2 separate regions of the Homo sapiens genome follow, and region 2 is linked to region 1. Evidence: read pairs that join two places in POLR2A ChIA-PET (ENCODE). Cell type or tissue: MCF 10A. All regions are shown on one strand. Each heading gives the region's core, and the rest is flanking DNA. Links, peaks and the distances in the headings are about the cores only.

Evidence for each region. Peaks named below come from ENCODE experiments on the same cell type or tissue, not always from the same donor. Only the 100,000 strongest peaks of a DNase experiment are listed, where the experiment ranks them.
Region 2: POLR2A ChIA-PET joins it to region 1 with 10 read pairs; 5 of 35 experiments call an interaction of 5 or more read pairs at or near these places.

What each region holds. Positions count from the first base shown.
Region 1 is chr3:11,714,304-11,718,700 of GRCh38, reverse strand. It overlaps a transcript of VGLL4 not described here. Among named protein-coding and RNA genes, the nearest start is that of VGLL4, 73 kb to the right of the region's middle. In MCF 10A, for the core only: no CTCF peak of the experiment used is centred there; DNase peaks (open chromatin) are centred at 1,690 and 1,910.
Region 2 is chr3:11,636,655-11,641,051 of GRCh38, reverse strand. All of the region lies in intron 1 of VGLL4 (vestigial like family member 4), which reads left to right. Among named protein-coding and RNA genes, the nearest start is that of VGLL4, 5.1 kb to the left of the region's middle. RefSeq lists an enhancer at 1,098-2,049. In MCF 10A, for the core only: no CTCF peak of the experiment used is centred there; no DNase peak of the experiment used is centred there.

The sequences.
Region 1 (4,397 bases), core at 179-4,178:
GGAGTTTTAATATCTTGTTCTATACCCAAGCCTACCTCTACTCAGAAGGAGTCTGGCAGTTGTTTCCTCTAAATAGTCAAAGACAAAAAAAAAATTAATTTGCCTATTAGGATTTGAAGGTCAGTTTTGCATACCATGTTAGCATACCAAACTTTAACTCTTTCTCTACTCGCTGAGTCCACGGACTTGTACTGTTCATTGTTTCCTGCTTGCATCTAATGAAGAGTCTGCGCATGACTGGGAGGGAGTAGAGTGGGCAGTTTAAGGAGACCTTTGGGGTCGGAGCAGTAAAGCTGTCCCTGTGGTGTGATCTTGGGACAAGTTATTTATTATCTCTAAGTCCCAATGCTCTCAATTTAAATAAAGGATTTAGAAATACTTGATTCAGAAGTTTCTTGTCTTACACTCAAGACAGTTTTGAATTTTTTCTTGTATTTCCTGTTACATCTGGCCTGAAAAGTCATCTCCCCCACGGTGGAAATGATGTAAACCCTTCAATTCGTTGTTTAACTTTGGCAAAATTTTAATCCCAGGCTAATTTCCCCGGCCACCGTTTTTTCACACTTCTGGGCAGCCTGCCTTTGCTTTCCATTTGGAAGTGAATGCAAACTAATTTTTATGTTGACCAAAACACAATACAATTAAGAAGATAATTCTGCTATAAATAACTATGGACTACATTCCAAAACTGTGAATGTTGTAGTAAAAACAGCTCTGGGTTATTATTTCTGGAGACTTGAGTTCTAGTCCTATCAGTGTCACTGACTAGATTTATGACCAGAAATGTTACTCGTACTCAAACTTTGTATCTTATTTTCCTTTGTAAAAGGGTGGTAATATTAGTTCCAATACATCACAGAGTTTCAGGAATTACAGAGAATAATGTGCTTTGAAAGTATTTTGTGTTATTTATAAATTCTTTGAAGCTTTGAAAGAGCTACATAAACACAGTTGTTACTGCTATCCCCCAACTGATTTAAAATTATGACTTTATCTGAAGATTTTAACACTTCTTACAGACATGATAATTATGTAAAAACTTTCACTTTTAAATGTTCTGGGCCGGGCGCGGTGTTTCACCTATGTAATCCCAGAACTTTGGGAGGCTGAGATAAGAGGATCGCTTGAGGCCAGGAGTTCCAGACCAGCCTGGACAACAGAGAGACTCCCGGCTCCCAACTGTACCAAAAAAAAAAAAAAAAAAAAAAAATCTGTAGTGGGAAATTCCTCTTAACTCCTTATGGAGGCAGCCCTGTTACCAGTCTCTGGTGGTTGCCAAAACAAATCCAAAGGGAGAGTTTATTTCGTGTCTCTTCTAGGTATCTGTCTTGGAGAGTTTTGCTGTGCAGCTTTTAATTTGCCTTAGTAAAATAATGAGTAGGTTAACAATAAAAGTTGTTTTGTAACTTTGAACATGACCTAACAAAAGTACTAAAAGTTGTAAGCTCAGGAAGGAAAAATAAAATACACGGGAAAATTTTAACGTCACTGAAATTGTGAAACTCCGTCTCAAAAAAAAAAAAAGCACAAAAATATATAAAAACATGTTACTAAATAGACTGCAAAAAGCACAGTTGTTTACAGCATGAGAGCTCAAACAAGAAGGCAGGGTATTGCCTTCTTGTTTTGGTGTGGTGATTTTAACATACCAATGTGTCTGCTTATTGCTTGTGTGAGATGAGCTGTTGCAGCTATGAGAACCTGGTGAAAGAGAAAGTTTTTTGTGTGTGTGAGTTAAGAAATTTCTTCGAGGTATGTTAACTGAGGCTCATTTGTGCTTCTTTCAGGGAACTCACCTAAAGTTAATGAAGCTATGGGTGGGTGTTTAATAGAAGAGTAAAGTGAATGCTGCTAATCTGTAGCATTTAGGATCTGTCCACATAAACCACCCCCCCGCAAAAAAAAACCCAGTATCATAAGAACTAGATTGCAAAATCTTGATGCAAGATTTGGCAGATACAAACTGCCAAGGTAGGAAAAGGAATGTAGGAGGTGCTAAAACCAGAACAATTATACCTTCTTGAAATACAGAATAATAGCACTTTTGCAAAGAGAGAAAACTTTGTAGAATGTACTTTCTGTGTCTCATGCCTCAGGTCTAATAGCCAGATATAGTCGATCCTCATTTTTCGTGGTTCCATGTTTATAAATTTGTCTACTCACTAAAATTTATTTGTAAGCCCCAAATCAATGCCTCTGACACTTTCTTCGACATTTGTGGACATGTGCAGTATGGGGAAAAATTTGAGCCTCCCAATGCACATGTTCCCAGTAGAGCTCAGACAAGGCACTACCCTGCCTTCTTGTTTGAGCTCTCATGCTGTAAACAAGTGTGCTTTTTGCAGTCTATTTAGTAACATGTTTTTATATATTTTTGTGCTTTTTTTTTTTTTTTTTTGAGACAGAGTTTCACTCTTGTTGCCCAGGCTGGAGTGCAGTGGCGCGATCTCAGCTCACTGCAACTTCCACCTTCCGGTTTCAAGTGATTCTCCTGCCTCAGCCTCCCGAGTAGCTGGGATTACAGGCACCCACCACCACACCTGGCTAATTTTTGTATTTTTAGTAGATACGGGGCTTCACCATGTTGGCCAAGCTGGTCTTGAACTCCTGACCTCGTGATCTGCCTGCCTCGGCCTCCCAAAGTGCTGGGATTACAGGTGTGAGCCACTGCACCCTGCCCATTTTTGTGCTTTTTATTGGGGATTTTGCTATTTACAGTGGCCCGTAAGTATGGTGCTAAAATGCTGTCTAATGTTCCTCAGCCAAGAAGGCTGTGATGAGCCTCATGGAGAAAATATACATGTTAGATGAGCTTCATTCAGGCTTGAGTTACGGTGCTGTTGGCCTTGAGTTCAACATTAATGAATCAACAATAGGTATTAAATAAGGTGTCTTTAAACAGAAACATACGTAAAACAAGGTTGTGTATTGATCAGTTTGCAAAAATGTGACCAGAAGCCGGAAGGAATCTCACTCTCATTTCCCCTAGGAACACTGGTTCAATATCCACTAATTCAATGTTCACAGAGATTTTACAGAACACAACTACTATGAATAACAAGAACTGGGCCGGGCCCGGTGGCTCACACCTATAATCCCAGCACTTTGGGAGGCCGAGGCAGGTGGATCACCTGAGGTCAGGAGTTTGAGACCAGCCTGGCCAACATGGTGAAACCCCGTCTCTACTAAAAATACAAAAATTAGCTGGGCATGGTGGTGGGCACCTGTGATCCCAACTACTAGGGAGGCTGAATCAGGAGAATTGCTTGAACCCGGAAAGTGGAGGTTGCAGTGAGCTGAGATCGCACCATTGCACTCCAGCCTAGGCGACAGATCAAGGCTCCATCTCAAAAAATAAAAAAAAGAACCAATAATATTTACTGATGGTAATAACTACAGTGCTACCTAATGTTGCACTGTGTCATTAATTAGATGACTTTATGTGGCTTTAATAGGCTGAGGGCTGAGATTTTATTTTGGAACAATGGAGAGTTAGACCTGGGCTGTTCTGGGAAGCTTGCTAACTTGGGCTGTGATGCAAATTCATCTTTTTTTTTTTTTTTTTTGAGACGGAGTCTCGCTCTGTCACCCAGGCTGGAGTGCAGCGGCGCGATCTCGGCTCACTGCAAGCTCCGCCTCCCGAGTTCACGCCATTCTCCTGCCTCAGCCTCTCGAGTAGCTGGGACTACAGGCGCCCGCCACCGTGCCTGGCTAATTTTTTGTATTTTTAATAGAGACGGGGTTTCACTGTGTTAGCCAGGATGGTCTCGATCTCCTGACCTCGTGATCCGCCCGCCTCAGCCTCCCAAACTGCTGGGGTTACAGGCGTGAGCCACTGCGCCCAGCCCAAATTCATCTTTTATTCTTGGGAGTAATAGGTCCCTAAGAATATGTGTCGCTTTAGCACTTGTGAATAGGAAATACTAACTATTCACATAAGTATTCAAATTTTAAGTCTTCAAATAAATGCAAGAGCAAGCATATCCAGAGGAAACTAAAAATGCCAAAGAGTTTCTGTTATTTCATATGCCTTGCTGTATAAGGCTGCGGTCTTGAAAATGAAGAGAGAGAGATTCATAATATCCTAAAATGAGAAAGAAAAACATGGTTCATTTTTTTCTTTTTTTTTTTGTATTTTTATTTATTTATTTTATTTTATTTTTTGTATTTTTAGTAGAAATGGGATTTCACCATGTAGGCCAGTCTGGACTCGAACCTCTGGCCTCAAGCGATCCACCTGCCTTGGCCTCCCAAAGTGCTGGGATTACAGGTGTGAGCCACCGTGCCTGGCCTCATTTTTATTTGTGCTGACAACAGTGTTGAAAAATGTTGGGAATTGGTAGTCTGCTCAGAAAGTTCAGACTTGATTTTTATTTGTCCCCCTTAGATAACAGTAG
Region 2 (4,397 bases), core at 154-4,153, 78 kb after region 1:
TCTGCCTCCCGGGTTCAAGCCATTCTCCTGCCACAGCCTCCTGAGTAGCTGGGATTACAGGTGCCTGCCACCATGCCCGGCCCATTTTTGTATTTTTAATAGAGATGGGTTTCACCATGTTGGGCAGGCTGGTTTCAAACTCCTGACCTCAGGTGATCCACCCACCTCAGCCTCCCAAAGTGCTGGGATTACAGGCATGAGCCACCGCACTCAGCCTGTACTGTCTTTCTTAAACCTCTCTTGTGACTTAATACGCAAATCGATCTTTTTAGCCGTTTACCTTGTAGCATACAAGGTCTTCCTTCCTGACTGACTCCATATTGCTTAGATGTGGACTCCCTCCTTGGTAACTGCTTCCTGGCTCCTGCCCTCCACCATAGTTGTCTGCAAGAATAACTGAAAAGAATAAAGGGAAAAAGTTAACCACAATTAGCAGGTTTGGGGTGGGAGAAGGAGACGTTAGGGAGAGGGCCGGAAGAATCGAAGTCTGGCTGACTTCTGGAAGCTAACTAATTCCCTTCACTAATGATGAGCGGATTAGTAGAACTGGGCTTGTGCTATGTGTTCAGAACCTCATGGCTTATTACTACCGTACTCAGCAATTAACCACTGCGTCCATCACCCCACTGAATGCTCAGATGATACCCACTTGAAGCCCAGTTTTGCCTCTGTCTCCATGCAAAGGTCATAGGCCAACCCCAGCCCTCATTTTTTCCCTCCTCTGAACACCTGAGAATACCTTACTAGACTGGCGAAAGCCTCGTGAAGGCAGAGCATTCTGTCTTGGTGACCGCTGCATCCCTGAATCCTAGCACAGGGTCTGAGTGGGCTTTCAGGAAGTGGTTTAGAATGAAGGCTGACTCAAAAAAAAATCAGTGCAAGCTCTCAATGGCAGCTGTAGTTGCTCCTGTATAATTTAATACTTGATTATATACTGCCTTGTATTCTCTATCTAATTATTGCAGAGCTATCCAGGGCCTCAGACATCATCTAATACCTTTGCCTTGTTTTCACCAAGGAAAGTGAGGCTCAGAGAGGGAAACTCTGTTTTTCAGAGAGTTGATTTAGTTTATTTAGAAAGTTTGTGGCAGGATTGAATTGAGTTTTGACTCTTCTATGAATCTTCTATGCCGTGCTGCCTCTCCAGAATTATTTCATGTCTTTTTTTTTTCTTTTGAGACGGAGTCTTGCTCTGTCGCCCAGACTAGAGTGCAGTGGCGCCATCTCCACTCACTGCAACCTCTGCCTCCCGGGTTCAAGTGATTTTCCTGCCTCAGCCTCACTAGTAGCTGGGATTACAGTAGGTGCCCTGCACCATGACCAGCTAATTTTTGTATTTTTGGTAGAGGTAGGGTTTCACCATGTTGGCCAGGCTGGTCTCAAACTCCTGATCTCAGGTAATCCGCCCGCCTTGGCCTTCCAAAGTGCTGGGATTACAGGTGTGAGCCACCGCGCCGGGCTTATTTCATGTCTTATCTCCTCATTAGCTCCGTGATGTTAGGGTCATGCCCCGTCCTGGGTGCCCTCACGGCCTAGCACGGGGATAACACCCTGGATTACAGCACACAGTGGAGCCTCTCCCACTTCTCCTTGCTCTGAAGCCAGTTGCTGGTCCAAATTCCGAGGCTGTTGTGATGTTGGGGAAAGGGTAGGTGAGACACCTCTGAGTGACCGGCCTCGCTGGAAGGTGCTCTTCGTGCTGCTCTGGCACTGGGCTTGCTTTCCTTTTGTCTGCCTGTGCAGAGGAGGAGGCCTGCGTGGATGCCAGCTCCAGAGCCAGTCCCCAGGGAGCAGGGACAGGGACAGGTTAGACCACGGGCTTTCCTCAAGATCGCTGTCGCTGCACTGACATCATCCCTGGGGCTGAGACCTGGGTCTGAGCCCTGGCTGGCTGGGGCTTTACACTGCTGGTAGCGATACTTTAATTATGGGTTAAGAGCCATTAGTGTGTAATTTGGTGGAAGAATTCTCTCCTTTTAATTTAATAGCGTGATTTATATTGGGAGAAAGTAGGAATACATTGCATAGTGTGATCCTCTCAAAGCTTAAGAGCGAATTATTCCGACTTCAAGCTTTAGAACGGTTCATTGTTTTAGGCACAGTTATCCCTTGTTTCATCACGGGCAACTTTTAAATTAATTTTCTGGAATGGAAGGGAAGACGCACACTGGAGAGTTGCTGAGTTCAGTGAGACCCTGTGATCTTTTGTTTTCCACCAGTCTAACCACCAGCGGTTGAGTGGAGTCCTGGCTTCATTGTTCTTTGTCTAATGAGCTCAGAACCTTCAGGAAACTTAGGAGGCTTGGGTAGGTGAAAAGGCCACAGCGCAGGGCCATTTCGTACCCTCTCCTGGTCCCCAGCCCTGCATATCAAGTGACGAGCTCTTGATCTGGGATGTATTCCGAGGTAGAACATCTGTAACTGTTTTGCTGTGGAAAGTCATTTTACTTTAGCTTTTTACTTGCAGGAAAGGATAGGGAGTGGGGGCCAGTGGGGGTTAGGGAGGAAGGGGGAGACAGAGAGAGAGAGAAAGAAACTAGGAGGAGCTTGGTTAGTAAAACATGCCCAGGTGAGCCCAGGAGCTCTGCGAGAGAGCTGGCCTGGCTGGTGTCTTTCTCCTAATTACAGTTTGTGAAGGAAGGTGTGATTATACCCTTCCTTCCAGCTCCCACCCTTGTTTCTCAGCCCGCTTCTCGAAAGATTATTGTACTTGGCTGTTTATCTCTTGGAGCCTACACTTGGCTCCTTCTGGAGGCCAGGTTTGTCTTCCTCCCTCCTTCCTCCGTTCCCTATTGTCTGCGTGGCCTTGTATTCCTAGGGTGCCTGGATGTGTTGCTGTGAAGATTTTTTAAAACATGCGGTAAAGATAGAAAGCAATCCTCCTTGGCACGTGAGGAGATTCCAAACTTCTCAATATAGCTTAGTTCTCCCTGACTGTGAGGATGTTGCAGAAAACTGGATTTTTTCAGGAAGAAATTAGATCCAGATTTAGCACTTACGCATGTACACAAATATATAAAAACAGTCGGACCAGGGAATGTTTCTGGCGATCTTTGTCATCTCAAAGTATCTGACGTTTATTCAGTGGCGGTTTCTATTTAGTGGTATTTATTATTGCACATTGAAGCTCATGGCAACTGTTTTTTAAGACTTGCTCTGCATTGTATTCCAAAACAGTTTTCTCTCCGTCTTTTATTTTTTAATGAACTCATGTGTCATTTCCCACCCCCCAACTCCACAACAAAATCCTAACCGTGGTTGCTTATTTTTAAAAGCAGGACCTGAAAATGATTTTGCTTTCTTCATTTGCTCTCCTTTCCTTTCTGAATGTTACATGTTCTGTAAGTTCGAAGGAATTATTTTTGTCACTTTGCTTTGCTGTCTTGCCTTTTCTGCATTGTTGTTTAATTCTGTTGATTGTTTTAATTTCAAGGTATTATGTATAGAATGTTTTAATCCTATCAATGTGAATCATGACTAGTTGAAAGAATGTTTATTTACTCTAAATGAAATAGAGAATCTATTCTTAAAAGTCCTCTTTAATGTGTTGCTATGCATAGGATCGTTCCAAACTCTTAATATTTCACTCTTTTGTTTGCAAAGAAGTCTGTAAACATGACAAACTGAAATATATCTAGTAAGTGATTAGAGAAAACTTAGTACTAGTACCATTTTGTTATCCATTCTGTTATTAAACATTTATGGAATGCCTATACTCTACTAAGAAATGTATTAGGGATCGATCTCTCAACATGTTTTATAATGAAATATACATACAGAAAAGTGTATAAAAATGTGTATTTTATGGTTAGAGAAATGAACAACCCGGTGACTATGGCCAGGTCAAGAAATAGTAAATCGCCCCTTCCAGGTATTATCTTTTGATCAGATCCCTCCCAGCCCCAAGAGTTCACCACAGTTGTAACTTGCTTTTCTTTATACCTTTACTACCATGTGTCTAATTCTAAACAAATTCTAGCTTTTTTTTTTTTTTTACCCTGTATAGGGAGATGCCTGTATGCCTTCTTTTGTATCTTTTTTGTGAGATCTTTTAAAGTAGTGCACACATCCTGAGAGGTTGTTTTCTCCATGTGAAGCCAGCGTCTCTTTGAGTGTGAGAACTCTTGGCTGTGGGATATACAGACATTATATACAGATAATATATGTCCCAGCTTCCCTTCTCATTCATCTGTAGCTCCACTGTTTATTAAACAGAGTTGGTGATACTTTGGGAAGAACTTTTTTTTCAGTTAGTATTTTGTTCACATTCTTCATCACCTGTTGAAGCCCTCCCACCATCCTTGGTGTAATGGAAAACTAGGAGAAAATTCTGCACAGTTTTGGAGAATGCAACATGGGGGACACTTCCGGAGATACATAGCTTACTTAGGGCCTGA